Regions from separate parts of the Homo sapiens genome. Here all the other regions are linked to region 4. A link is a contact called in ENCODE Hi-C or POLR2A ChIA-PET data. All regions are on one chromosome and are shown on one strand. The core of a region is the stretch at or near the end of the contact, and the rest is flanking DNA. Distances in the headings are between cores, read along the strand shown.

Region 1 (2,816 bases), core at 264-2,763, 340 kb before region 4:
TTTTTTTTTTTTGAGACTGAGTCTGACTCTGTCGCTCAGGCTGGAGTGCAGTGGCTCGCGGCAACAAGGCCTGGGTTCAAGGGATTGTCACGCCTCAGCCTCCCGTGTAGCTGGGATTACAGGCACAAGCCACCAAACCCGGCTAATTTTTGTATTTTTAGTAGCGACGGGGTTTCGCTATGTTGGCCAGGGTGGTCTCAAACTCCTGACCTCAAGTGATCTGCCCGCCTCGGCCTCCCAAAATGCTGGGAGTACAGGCGTGAGCCACCACGCCCGGACCAGTTACTTTTTAAAGTGGCTCTAGGTCCCTTTAGGGAAGGATTGGAGGAATATTTCTTGGTATATGCTCAGATGCTGGTATTGTAAGATCCTTCCTGAGAGGAACCAAGCCTCCTTGTCAATTAATGGGCTCTAGGTCTCAAAACTGACTCAGATTTAAACAGAATGATCATGATTTTCCACTGCAGCAAAAGTGACATTAGCCTTGTGATCACCAATTTTTGATTTCTTTCTGGTTATCAAACAATACTCTAGTCAGATGCCCCAAAGAACACCATGGTTCGACAGACATTGCCACAGATCTCTGTGGGTCCAGCGTTCCTGGTCGCCGCTCTAGCCTGGGGCAGAAGCAGAAATGCAGGAGGCACGCGTTTAAATCAGGACGCCCTCAATGGGAGGTGCGCAGGCCGAGGAGGGGGCTGCGGCAAGCTGCGAGTCTTCACTTTCTTCGGCTCTTGGGTTTGACTCTGTAATTGGTTCTAGGCCTGGAGGAGACGAGGAGGATAGGGGGAGAGGGGAATGAATGAAGACGCGCATCTCAAGCGGGGCAGCAAAAGACTCCTCATTCAGAGGTGCGGCTCTACCGGCCAGGGAGTCCCCGTGTAGACTGGGCATTTATGCAACTGGAGTCATCGGAACTGTCCCAAGGGTCACATTCCTTCAGCAAATGTTTACTGCGTACCCACCGGGTGCCCGCATCCCGCACTCTGCCCGCGCTGTGCGGCCCTGCCTAGCGCGCGCGCCTCCTCCAGGCCTCACCCACGCTCAGGACGGACGCGCGCTGGACGGCTCTTCCTTGTCGGAGCGCCCCAGGGGTCGGGGAAGAGGGCCCGGCAAGGGAGCCCTCGCGCCGGAGCTGCAGCTGCAGCCGCCGCCCCGCCGCCCCGCCGGCTCCCACGGGGCAGAGACGCAGCTCCTCTCCGGTCTTCCCGTACGCTACCGCGCCCGGGCAGTTCCTCGCCCGCGCACGCGCCGCTCCGCCAACTGATTGGCCTCCGGCGCCTCGGATTGGCCCAGGCCGTCCAACAGCAGCCCCGCCCAGAGAGAGACCATTGGTCCTTGCCCATAGGGGCGGGGCCCGGCAGAGATCTGCGGAATTCGGCCTTCGGAAAGAGCCCCCGGGCCGGGGCACGGAGAGAGCCGAGCGCCGCAGCCGTGAGCCGAATAGAGCCGGAGAGACCCGAGTATGACCGGAGAAGCCCAGGCCGGCCGGAAGAGGAGCCGAGCGCGGCCGGAAGGAACCGAGCCCGTCCGAAGGGAGCGGAGCGCAGCCTGGCCTGGGGCCCGGTCGAGCCCGCGCCATGGCGGCCGAGGCGACAGCTGTGGCCGGAAGCGGGGCTGTTGGCGGCTGCCTGGCCAAAGACGGCTTGCAGCAGTCTAAGTGCCCGGACACTACCCCAAAACGGCGGCGCGCCTCGTCGCTGTCGCGTGACGCCGAGCGCCGAGCCTACCAATGGTGCCGGGAGTACTTGGGCGGGGCCTGGCGCCGAGTGCAGCCCGAGGAGCTGAGGGTTTACCCCGTGAGGTGGGAGGTCAGGGGTCAGCCTCTCCGGTGCGCGGATCGGGGTCAGGGGTCAGCCGCGGGGCCCTCAGGATGCTCCATGTTTTCGCCCCCCTCTTGCGCCCGCGCCTGGGGCGGGGCGGGGCCGGCCTGGCCGGGAGGGGGCCGGGGCCGCGGCAGGTAGGGCCGGCCGCGGGCTGAGCGCGCCTGGTGTGGGTCTGCAGCGGAGGCCTCAGCAACCTGCTCTTCCGCTGCTCGCTCCCGGACCACCTGCCCAGCGTTGGCGAGGAGCCCCGGGAGGTGCTTCTGCGGCTGTACGGAGCCATCTTGCAGGTGAGGGGGGTGTGAGCGCCGCAGCACCAGTGGCTTTAGGGCCTGTCGCTTACGCGATGCGGGTAGTATTGTTCCCGTTGCGCAGTTGAGGACACCGAGGTTCACGGTCTGAGTAACACCTCATTACACCGAAGCCTGGGCCTGTATTCCCAGAGCTTTGGGAGGCTGAGGCGAGAGGATCACTTGAGCACAGGAGTTCGAGACCAGCCTGGACAACATAGTGAGACCCCCATCTCTAAATAAAAATAGACCAACGCTAAAGCCTGTGCTCCAGAGCCTCCAGGCAATTGGATCAGAAGTCGCAGCTCTGGTGGGAGGAAGGCGAGCCCTCATGTGTGTCCCTGTGCCACTTTGCCTTGGCCCCTTTGCTGTCCATCCTTTTTCAGGGCGTGGACTCCCTGGTGCTAGAAAGCGTGATGTTCGCCATACTTGCGGAGCGGTCGCTGGGGCCCCAGCTGTACGGAGTCTTCCCAGAGGGCCGGCTGGAACAGTACATCCCAGTACGGGCCCAGTCCTACCCTCTCCTCCCCAAGGCACCTCCACCCCCTAACCCTACCCCAGTGCCCAATGTCTGCCTCCACATCCCTCACCCCAAGTAGGGAATTTCCCCCAAAACCCTGACTTCCCCTCATTGCCCCAGCCCTTCCCACTCCTGCCCCAGCCCCATCACCACCCTGATAGCTTCCTGGGTGCAGAGTCGGCC
Region 2 (2,790 bases), core at 31-2,530, 280 kb after region 4:
CCCCCAACGCGATGGAGGAAGCAATATTGAGCGCGCCCCTAGCCCCCACCCAGCACGATCCCGCTCTTGATCCCTCGCTCAGCCCTCCCCAGGGTAGCGCGTGGGCCTCTGCTCCCCACGAGAGCAGACCCAGGGCGCGCGGCCGCCCAACAGTCATCAGCCCCTCCATGTGCCGCCCCTGCAGGCGTTAACCCGCCGGCAAGGCCCCCGGAACGTTCCCTGCCCCGCGCCCGCGCTCACCGTCGAAGTCGGTGTAGACCGTGTCCTTGAGCAGCGCACCCGAACCGAAGTCGATGAGCTTGAGCTCTCCGGAGCGCAGGTCCACAAGCAGATTTTCGTCCTTAATGTCGCGGTGCACGACCCCGCAGCTGTGGCAGTGGCGCACGGCGGCCAGCACCTGCGCGAAGAAGCGGCGCGCCAGCGGCTCGTCCAGGGCGCCGCGCTCCGTGATAAAGTCGAAGAGGTCCTGCGCCGGCTCGGGCCGCTCCAGCACCAGCAGGAAGCCGTCGGGCCGCTCGAACCAGTCCAGCAGGCGGATGACGCCGCGCGCGCCGCCCGCCGCGCCCACCTTGCGCAGCAGCACCACCTCCAGGGGCACGGTCGCGCCGCCCTGGGGGACACGGCGGTCAGCAAAAGCCCCGCGCCCGCCCCCCGCCGCCGCCGCCGCCCGTGCCCCAACTTACCAGGCTGCCCCACTCGGTCACCCGCTCCTTCACCACGTGCTTCACAGCCACCTGCGGAGACGCGGGGGTCAGGCCGGGCCAAGCGAGGCGCAAGGCGCGCGAGAAACCCGGGCCCGCCCGGCGGTCCGACTCACCGGGAGCCCGTCGGCGATGCGGCTACCCGCGTAGACCGTGCCGAAGCCGCCGCTACCCAGCACGGCGCCCACCTGGTACGCCTTCTCGAAGCTCTCCTTGTCCGCCTTGGCTGCAGGGAGGCGCGGGCGGGGTTGGTGCGGCCCGGGGCGCCCCCGGTCCCCGCCCTGGCCCCGGCCCCGGCCCCGCCGGCCCCGCGCGTACCTGGCTGCAGGATCTTCACCGGGAGGTGGTCCACGCCGCCGGGCCCGCAGAGGTGCGCCAGGGAGCCGAACTTGGAGAGCAGCATCGCGGGCGACGGCCTCCCCGGAGCCCCGAGCCCCAGGCGCCGAAGCCGCGGCCGATCCGGGCGAGCGGCGCGCCGGGGACACCGGCCGTCCGAGCCCGAGGCGGTCCGCGCGGCGCAGTGGGCCCGGAAGGCCCGCGGGGACCGCGTAGACGCGCAGCAGGCGGAGCGCCTCACCCGCCCCGGCCGCCTCGCCCGGGGGTTTTGGGCCGCGGCGCCGCGTATCCCTCCGCGGGGGCGGGGCGAATCGGGACCCCGCCCCCTTCCGCCCGGGGCCCGCGAGGCGGCGGCGGCCGGGCGCTAGCTGGGGAGACGGCGGGGCAGCTTGGCGCCTGTCTTCGGGCGGGCGAGGGCCGGGTGCGGCGGGCGCGGGGCCGCTCCGGGACTCGTTTTCGTAGCGCAGCCGCGGAGGCGCACGGCGTGTCGCGTCGGTCCGCTCTCCGCGCTCACGCTCTCACTCCGCGCAGGCGCAGTGCCCGCGCGGGTGGCGGCCGTGGCGCCTCGGGCAGAACGAGGAGGGACTGCACGAGCCAATGGAAGCCGGAGTTTTTAAAGAAATCCGGCGCCCCAGCCAATGGCGGGGCGAGCCGTTTCCTGGCTCCGCCCCCAGCAGTGCCTAGGAAGGTCACCCGCCGGCCCCGAGCAGGGTTCCTGGGGGTGTGGGAGTGCGGGAGGCGACCTGCGCTTGTCCCGCGGCCTCGAGGTGACACACGCCGCCAGTCTGCGTCCCCGGCTGTCTGCGCATCCCGTCGCGCACGTGGCCGGGCGCGCGGGGAGGTAGCGCCGGCTCCTCTGGAAGCCCTCGCAGCGGCAGCGCCCCCAGCCTCGCAGCCCCGGCGGGGGCCGAGAGCGCACCTGGCTGGAGATGCTTCCTCCTCACCCTGGGCTCTGACCTCACGCCCGCAGCCCGAGGGCCCTCCCTGGTACCTCTGCCCTGCTGGCCGGTGCCTGGAGTGGCCCCGCCCGACTCCTGCCGTCTGACACGGTCCTGGCTGCCCTCCGGGCTCTCCAGCAGCTGCTGTCCACCTCCACCAGGGAGCCCACCTTGATTGCTGCGACAGCCGCACTCAAAGGCTGAACAGCCGGGGTACACATTGCCCTGGTCTGGACTTCACCCTGTCGTGCCCCTTCCCTGCTCTCTGTACAGAAGTCTGACTCACCTGTGTGGTTTGGTGCAAACCCACAGATTGCCAACATTGGTCCAAAGTCACCGGCCTGAGAGCAGCTCAGGGTTCCAGGACGTGAGTGGCCACCCGCCAGCCCCAGGGCTAGTGGGTTGAGAGTTGGGGGCCAGAGGGCCCAGGGGCTGGTCCTCTTGGCACTGCCAGGCGTTCTCAGTGGCCCTCAGGGGTCTAAATATTGTGGCAGACATCCCCGGGCGGTCTGGTGTGACCGTCAGCGCGCACACACACTTGCCTCGGAGCTTCCAGCCTCCCCTAAGTCTGACCTCTCATCTCTATACAGTCACCATCGCTGTCCCTGCGCTGACCACTCACACACCACTCCCCTGTTCAGCTCTTCTGAGGCTGTGGCTCTCGGGACTGGCCCAGGCCCACCTGCCATCTGGGCGCCCTCTGGGGCTCGCTTCGTCGCCCGCTGCCTGGGCCCATGCCTGTGCTCCTGGGGGCTCCTCTCTTGCCTAGCTCATCTCTTCCTGTCCCTTGGGTCCTGAGGATCAAAGCCAACGCG
Region 3 (2,700 bases), core at 177-2,676, 360 kb before region 4:
GCAGCTGCCAGGGATTAGATCTTTCTGGGAGTGATCTGAGGACAGAGGGCACCCAAAGCAAAGGAGCACCTCCCTGCCCCGGGCTGGCCACCGATGGGGTCGGGGAGAATGCTGGGGAAGGCCCTGCGTGGAGGCCTGCAATGTGTTGGAATAAGAGAGAGTTGATACCAAGGAAACCTCAAGGGTTAAGTGGGGAGGAGCCATCAGAGGAGTCCCCGGTTCAAGGCTGAGCTCACACCCACCCTAAAACCCCAAGTGAACGCTAAGAAGAACCTAATGAGGCCCTCCCTTGAGCTGGATCTGTGTCCCCAACTCTTCTCCCACCTTCTCACAGTGGTCTGAGTCGTAGCTGAGGCCCAGGCCACAGTCATCAGTGATCTCAGACAGATCTTCGTCGTCAAATTCTTCCAGGCTTATGTCCTGGGGAGGCCTGGAAAGGAGACCAGGGTCAGAGAGCCACCAACCCTGGACTCCCTGCCTGGCAACTGGCCCTGAGGAGGGGCAGAGGGAGGCGTCAGCTCCTACACCCAGTGGTTTCCACAGCCCCCAGCTCTCGGAACACATCCTGCCATCATCTTGACCCCCAAGCTCTGCTCGCCTGTGGATCCCCTCCCCCATCTGAGCCAGGCCTGCCCGGAGGAGCCAACCCTGCCCCCACCCCTCCCACCCCGCCTCCCTGGAGAGCCAGCAGCCTCTCCTCCCTCCACTCGCAGCTCCAGGCCCCTGGGGTCAGGGTCTTGCAGAGCAGGGGAGGGGGAGCTGCAACGCGGCAGCGGCAGATGGGGAGGGGTCGCTCCTGCTCTGGGAAGAGAGTCTGGCCTGTTTGTCTCCCCCTCTCCGGCGGAGTGAGGCCTAAACCCAGAGGCCCAGCGTCCTCCCAACCCCAGTCCCTTCCCGCAGGGCTCCGGGCTTGATTTCCACTCTCTCCCGGCCGGGCCCTATCGGCCAGGTCTGGCGTCCACTGAAAGAGGCCAAGGCCACCGGGACACGCCGCGCCGGGAGGGTGTGCCCGCATCCCGCCCGCATCCTCCCCCGCAGAGGGTCGGCCCAGGGCCTCCACCCTTGACAGGTCAGCCGTCCAGGCCGGGCGCGGCTCAGAATCCCGGCGGGGCCCGGGGGTCACTGAGGCTGGGGACGCGCGGTGAAGATGGAGGGAGTGGGAGCGGGGTGGGGGTGGGGCGCCCGAGCCGAGGCTCAGGGACCGCAGGGGGCCGGGGCCGGGTCCGCGCCGGCGGCGGGGCTGGGGCGGCGGGGACGGGGGTCCGGGCCGGGTCGGGGTCGGGGGGGTGCGCAGGGAGCGGAGGGTCCGCCCGGCCCGGGCGCCGAGGGGGGTACCTGCAGCCCGGCGGCGACAGCGAGTGGAAGGTGGAGAGAGAAAACATCTCCGCGCGATCCGCCATCTTCTCCGGGAGAGGCCCGCGACTGCGGCGGGGGGTGCGGGAGCCTCGCCGCGCCCCGCGCCGGCGCTCGGCCCGCCCCGCTCACCTCGTGACACGCCCTGCGGCGTCCGCCCCGCGCACCTCGCCCGGACTCCGCGGCGGCGCGGGGAGGGCGGCGGGGGAGGCGGGGGAGGGACGCGGCCGGGGACGCTGGTTGGAGGAGAGGCGGCGGCTTCACTGCCGGGCGCTGGTTGGGGAAGGGCCGGGCGTGCGATGAGGATTTTTCCCGGGGAGGGGCGGGAGGGAAGGGGCGGGCGGGTGGGCGTCGGGCCCCGCCCTGGAGGACCCGCGCGGGGCGGGAGGCCGAGGAGGCAGCGCCGGGGTCCGCGGGCCTCGGGTTCGCCGTGGGCTGTTTCCTCTGGGCGAGAGGCCGGGGCGGCCCCGGGAGCTGCGCCGCCGCGCCCAGGATCCCCCCAGGAACCCTAACCCGGGTGCGGCCCGGAGCGGGGTGGCGGGCGAGGCGGGAGGCGCGGGAGGAGCTGTCCGCCGTCGGGTGCTGATCGGAGCTGTCCCCACGGGGTGCTGACCGGGGCTGCACGGGGACGTCTGCACGAGGGTCGCCGAGCAGGGCTGGATTCAGAATCGAGCACAAGGTACTCAGAGGATGCTGGCTGGGGCTAAAAGTGGACTTTGAGCACTCAGTAGAGACTGCACAGCCGGACGGACGTACCGACGGGCACTGGGAGAAGTTAGCACCCACGGAGGCGACATGCGTCCCACTGGAAACACTTTTTCTTGGGCACCGTGTTGCTGGGCCCTGTGTAGGGAACTGACCCGCTCTGGCTTGGGATGGAGCCCTGTGGGGAGGGCCATGGTTGAAGCTGAGCTCGAGACGGTGGCTGTGGGAGGAGGCGGGAGATCAGGGTTGAGGGCGCAGAACTAGGGAGAGACTGCAGGACACTTTTTTTCTTTCTAAAATAGAGACCGGTGGCTGGGCGCGGTGGCTCACGCCTGCAATCCCACCACTTTGAGAGGCCAAGGCGGGTGGATCACGACGTCAAGAGATCGAGACCAGAGACCATCCTGGCCAACATGGTGAAACCCCGTCTTTACTAAAAATACAAAAAAATTAGCCGGGCGTGGTGGCGGGCGCCTGTAGTCCCGGCGACTTGGGAGGCTGAGCCAGGAGAATCATTTGAACCCGGGAAGCGGAGGTTGCAGTGAGACGAGATTGCGCCACTGCACTCCAGCCTGGCAAGAGCAAGACTCCGTCTCAAAAAAAAAAAAAGAGAGAGAGAGAGACCGGCTCTCTCTGTATTGC
Region 4 (2,808 bases), core at 221-2,720:
CAGCAGTCACAGCACCCCTGCCCATGGCCCCGTGAATGCTCTTCCACCTCTGCCTCTGCGGTTTGGGCTCAGGAGGGTGAGCAGGGCCTTACACTTATGCACCTGTGTCCTGGAAGGAGGAGTCTGTGGCTGAACATCAGGGGCAAGGAGGCGGCTGCCCTATCCATGTTCCATGTCTCCACGCCACTGCCAGTGGTGAGTGACCATGCCACGCGGCAAGGCAGGTGCTGGGGAGCCCATGGATGTGTACAGCTGCTGTTTGCTGGCATTGTCATGATAGCAGGCCTCTGGTCCTTCCTGTCTCCCTGCTCCTACTCCAGGGGCCCTGAGATTGGGAGGTTGGGAGGCCAGAGCCAGCAGGTGTCCGTAGATGAGGAGCTGGGCTCTGCTGTCCCCACAGATGACCGGTGGTTTCCTGAGCTGCATCTTGGGCTTGGTGCTGCCCCTGGCCTATGGCTTCCAGCCTGACCTGGTGCTGGTGGCGCTGGGGCCTGGCCATGGCCTGCAGGGCCCCCACGCTGCACTCCTGGCTGCAATGCTTCGGGGGCTGGCAGGGGGCCGAGTCCTGGCCCTCCTGGAGGAGGTAAGCTGGGCAGGGTGGAGGTGCTGCGGGGTGGGACGAGGGAAAGGACCAGTGACTGCTTCCGTCTTCGCCCCTGGTCCAGAACTCCACACCCCAGCTAGCAGGGATCCTGGCCCGGGTGCTGAATGGAGAGGCACCTCCTAGCCTAGGCCCTTCCTCTGTGGCCTCCCCAGAGGACGTCCAGGCCCTGATGTACCTGAGAGGGCAGCTGGAGCCTCAGTGGAAGATGTTGCAGGTGAGGCTGACTGCGGAGGCATGGCCCTGCCCTGGGGCCTGGCTCTGCCGCACAGATCGGTGGGGAGGGCAGGGCAGGGGAGTGCCCTGAACCAGCTCCAGCGCCGGAGGCCAACTGCGCGCCTCTTCTCGGCTCCTCCTGTAGTGCCATCCTCACCTGGTGGCTTGAAATCGGCCAAGGTGGGAGCATTTACACCGCAGAAATGACACCGCACGCCAGCGCCCCGCGGCCGCGATCCGGACCCCAAGCCCACGGCTCCCTCGACTCTGGGGCACGGAACCCCGCCCACTCCCAATCCCCGCGCCCCGCCCTCTCCCACCCGTGCTTCCCCCGCTCCACCCCTCACCTCACCTCGCCCCCGCCCCACCCATCGCGCCCCGGCCCGTCCCATCGAGGCCCATGCAACCCACGCTCGGTCCCGTTCCGGCCCCTGCGCCCCGCTGCGCTTCGCTCCCCGCCCTTGCGCCGTTAGTAAACATCGCTCAAACGAAACGCTGGCTCTGCCTCCTTTACTGAGCACGCTCGGCCTCGGTCTCTCACCCGCGGTGCCGGACTCAGGCCGGAAGTATGCCGCGGCCCAGGCCTCACCAACTTCACGCGCTGCCGGCGTTCCCGTGACGTATTTCCGGCGCGCCCGCCCTAGTGCTCTTCACACTGGCGCGGCTGTGACGCGACGGAGGCGGCGAGAGCGGCAGCCGTGGGCACTTTCCACGGGTGAGGCCTGGAGAACGGGTGGACGTGCAGGCCAGAACCCGGGACCCACCCGGCTGAGCCCCCAGACTCTCCGCTGCCCACGACCCTCGGAGTGGCACCCTCTCCTGGCCGTCTCCTCTCGTGGGTCCCGAAGAACGGGTGCAAAGCCGAGTTCGTCCGCTGTACTGCGCGGGCGCGCGTTTCGTTCTTCGGTTTTGCCACGGTTCTGTGACTCCCTAAAGGTTGAGGGCTACTGAATTAGAAGAAACGCCGAGCTGGCTTCTGGTGGGCTGCCGGGCGCCGGGCAGCGTGCTTGGACTGGGGAGGGCAGGGCGTGTTTACTCTGAGTAGAGCAACCGCAAGACCTCCTTTAAAAAATACCAGTTCTGAGCTTCGGCATTGGAGAGGCCGCCTGTCATTCAGCCTCTTCGGACCCTCTCTCACTCCCTGTCTTCCGGAGCGTGAGTGAAGCCCGGGTGAGGTGTTTTCCCACACGCCGGGGGCCCGGAGCTGAGAAGGGGCATGGCCAGCATCACGCAGCTGTTCGACGACCTGTGTGAGGCCCTCCTGCCGGCTGCCAAGACTCACCTGGGCCAGCGCAGTGTGAACCGGAAGAGGGCAAAGCGGAGCCTCAAGAAGGTGGCCTACAATGCTCTTTTCACAAATCTTTTTCAAGATGAGACTCAACAGCTGCAGCCTGACATGTCAAAACTACCAGCGAGAAACAAGATCCTCATGTTGTCCTTTGACTTGAGAGTGGGTGGCCTGGGCCCCAAGGCCGACCGTTTGGAGGAGCTTGTGGAGGAGCTGGAAGCAGCCCCTTGCTGTCCGCTTTTGGAGGTGGGGTCTGTTTTGGACCTCCTGGTTCAGCTGGCAGGGAGTGGTCCCCCTCAAGTTCTGCCGAGAAAACGAGACTACTTCCTTAACAACAAGCATGTGGGGAGAAACGTTCCGTACAGCGGCTATGATTGCGACGACCTGAGTGTGTTTGAGATGGACGTTCAGTCTCTGATCTCCAGAGAAGAGTGTTTGTGTCACAGCATGATCCAGGAAACACTTCAGGTTATGGAGGCTGCTCCAGGCACTGGCCTGCCCACCGTCGGGCTCTTCTCATTTGGTGACCCTTGTGGTGACAGGTTCGAGAGAGACACCCGGGTCTCGCTCTTCGGGGCCCTTGTGCACAGCCGCACTTATGACATGGACGTCCGACTGGGCCTGCCCCCCGTGCCAGACAATGCGGACCTCTCTGGGCTGGCTATTAAGGTAGAATGTTTAGTTTTTCCTCTTTCATCTCTCT

Evidence for each region. Hi-C counts contacts between places; a loop is a spot of excess contacts on that map. ChIA-PET counts read pairs that join two places held with the same protein, here RNA polymerase II (POLR2A). Pooled maps may share reads with other maps.
Region 1: a loop to region 4 is called in a map of CD8-positive, alpha-beta T cell, with 6 times the contacts of the local background. The contact joins the promoter of CHKB here to the promoter of TUBGCP6 in region 4. A Hi-C loop is called at or near these places in 3 of 168 maps with a recorded cell type or tissue (B cell, CD8-positive, alpha-beta T cell and OCI-LY7), 4 of 37 single-sample maps with no recorded cell type and 14 of 50 pooled maps. POLR2A ChIA-PET finds 5 or more read pairs at or near these places in 1 of 52 experiments (CD4-positive, alpha-beta T cell).
Region 2: a map of posterior vena cava shows a loop between it and region 4 (8-fold over the local background). The contact joins the promoter of PIM3 here to the promoter of TUBGCP6 in region 4. A Hi-C loop is called at or near these places in 2 of 168 maps with a recorded cell type or tissue (gastrocnemius medialis and posterior vena cava) and 10 of 50 pooled maps. POLR2A ChIA-PET finds 5 or more read pairs at or near these places in 7 of 52 experiments (BJ, HEK293, HepG2 and 4 more).
Region 3: a map with no recorded cell type shows a loop between it and region 4 (2.7-fold over the local background). The contact joins the promoter of MAPK8IP2 here to the promoter of TUBGCP6 in region 4. A Hi-C loop is called at or near these places in 5 of 168 maps with a recorded cell type or tissue (GM12878, Right ventricle myocardium inferior, adrenal gland and 2 more), 2 of 37 single-sample maps with no recorded cell type and 4 of 50 pooled maps.

Annotation. Positions count from the first base shown.
Region 1 is chr22:50,581,546-50,584,361 of GRCh38, reverse strand. CHKB (choline kinase beta) reads left to right here and starts at 1,513. Exons shown (of 11, transcript NM_005198.5): 1 at 1,513-1,804; 2 at 2,005-2,113; 3 at 2,500-2,613; 4 at 2,809-2,816. The coding sequence starts at 1,581. It overlaps CHKB-CPT1B (CHKB-CPT1B readthrough (NMD candidate)), which reads left to right and starts at 1,363. Exons shown (of 30, transcript NR_027928.2): 1 at 1,363-1,804; 2 at 2,005-2,113; 3 at 2,500-2,613; 4 at 2,809-2,816. It overlaps CHKB-DT (CHKB divergent transcript), which reads right to left and starts at 1,336. Exons shown (of 4, transcript NR_110536.1): 1 at 1,039-1,336. RefSeq lists silencers at 967-1,366, 1,397-1,486, 1,817-2,016.
Region 2 is chr22:49,959,262-49,962,051 of GRCh38, reverse strand. It overlaps PIM3 (Pim-3 proto-oncogene, serine/threonine kinase), which reads right to left and starts at 1,280. Exons shown (of 6, transcript NM_001001852.4): 1 at 1,020-1,280; 2 at 818-927; 3 at 684-734; 4 at 241-610. The coding sequence starts at 1,104. RefSeq lists silencers at 68-117, 758-807, 948-1,097, 1,148-1,787, 1,828-2,107 and 1 more.
Region 3 is chr22:50,599,519-50,602,218 of GRCh38, reverse strand. It overlaps MAPK8IP2 (mitogen-activated protein kinase 8 interacting protein 2), which reads right to left and starts at 1,426. Exons shown (of 12, transcript NM_012324.6): 1 at 1,336-1,426; 2 at 325-430. The coding sequence starts at 1,400. RefSeq lists an enhancer at 547-1,047 and a silencer at 1,837-2,016.
Region 4 is chr22:50,243,685-50,246,492 of GRCh38, reverse strand. TUBGCP6 (tubulin gamma complex component 6) reads left to right here and starts at 1,470. Exons shown (of 25, transcript NM_020461.4): 1 at 1,470-2,774. The coding sequence starts at 2,034. HDAC10 (histone deacetylase 10) reads left to right here. Exons shown (of 20, transcript NM_032019.6): 17 at 117-195; 18 at 401-583; 19 at 666-818; 20 at 963-1,310. The coding sequence ends at 986. RefSeq lists a silencer at 1,098-1,167 and enhancers at 1,638-1,687, 2,098-2,377, 1,951-2,808.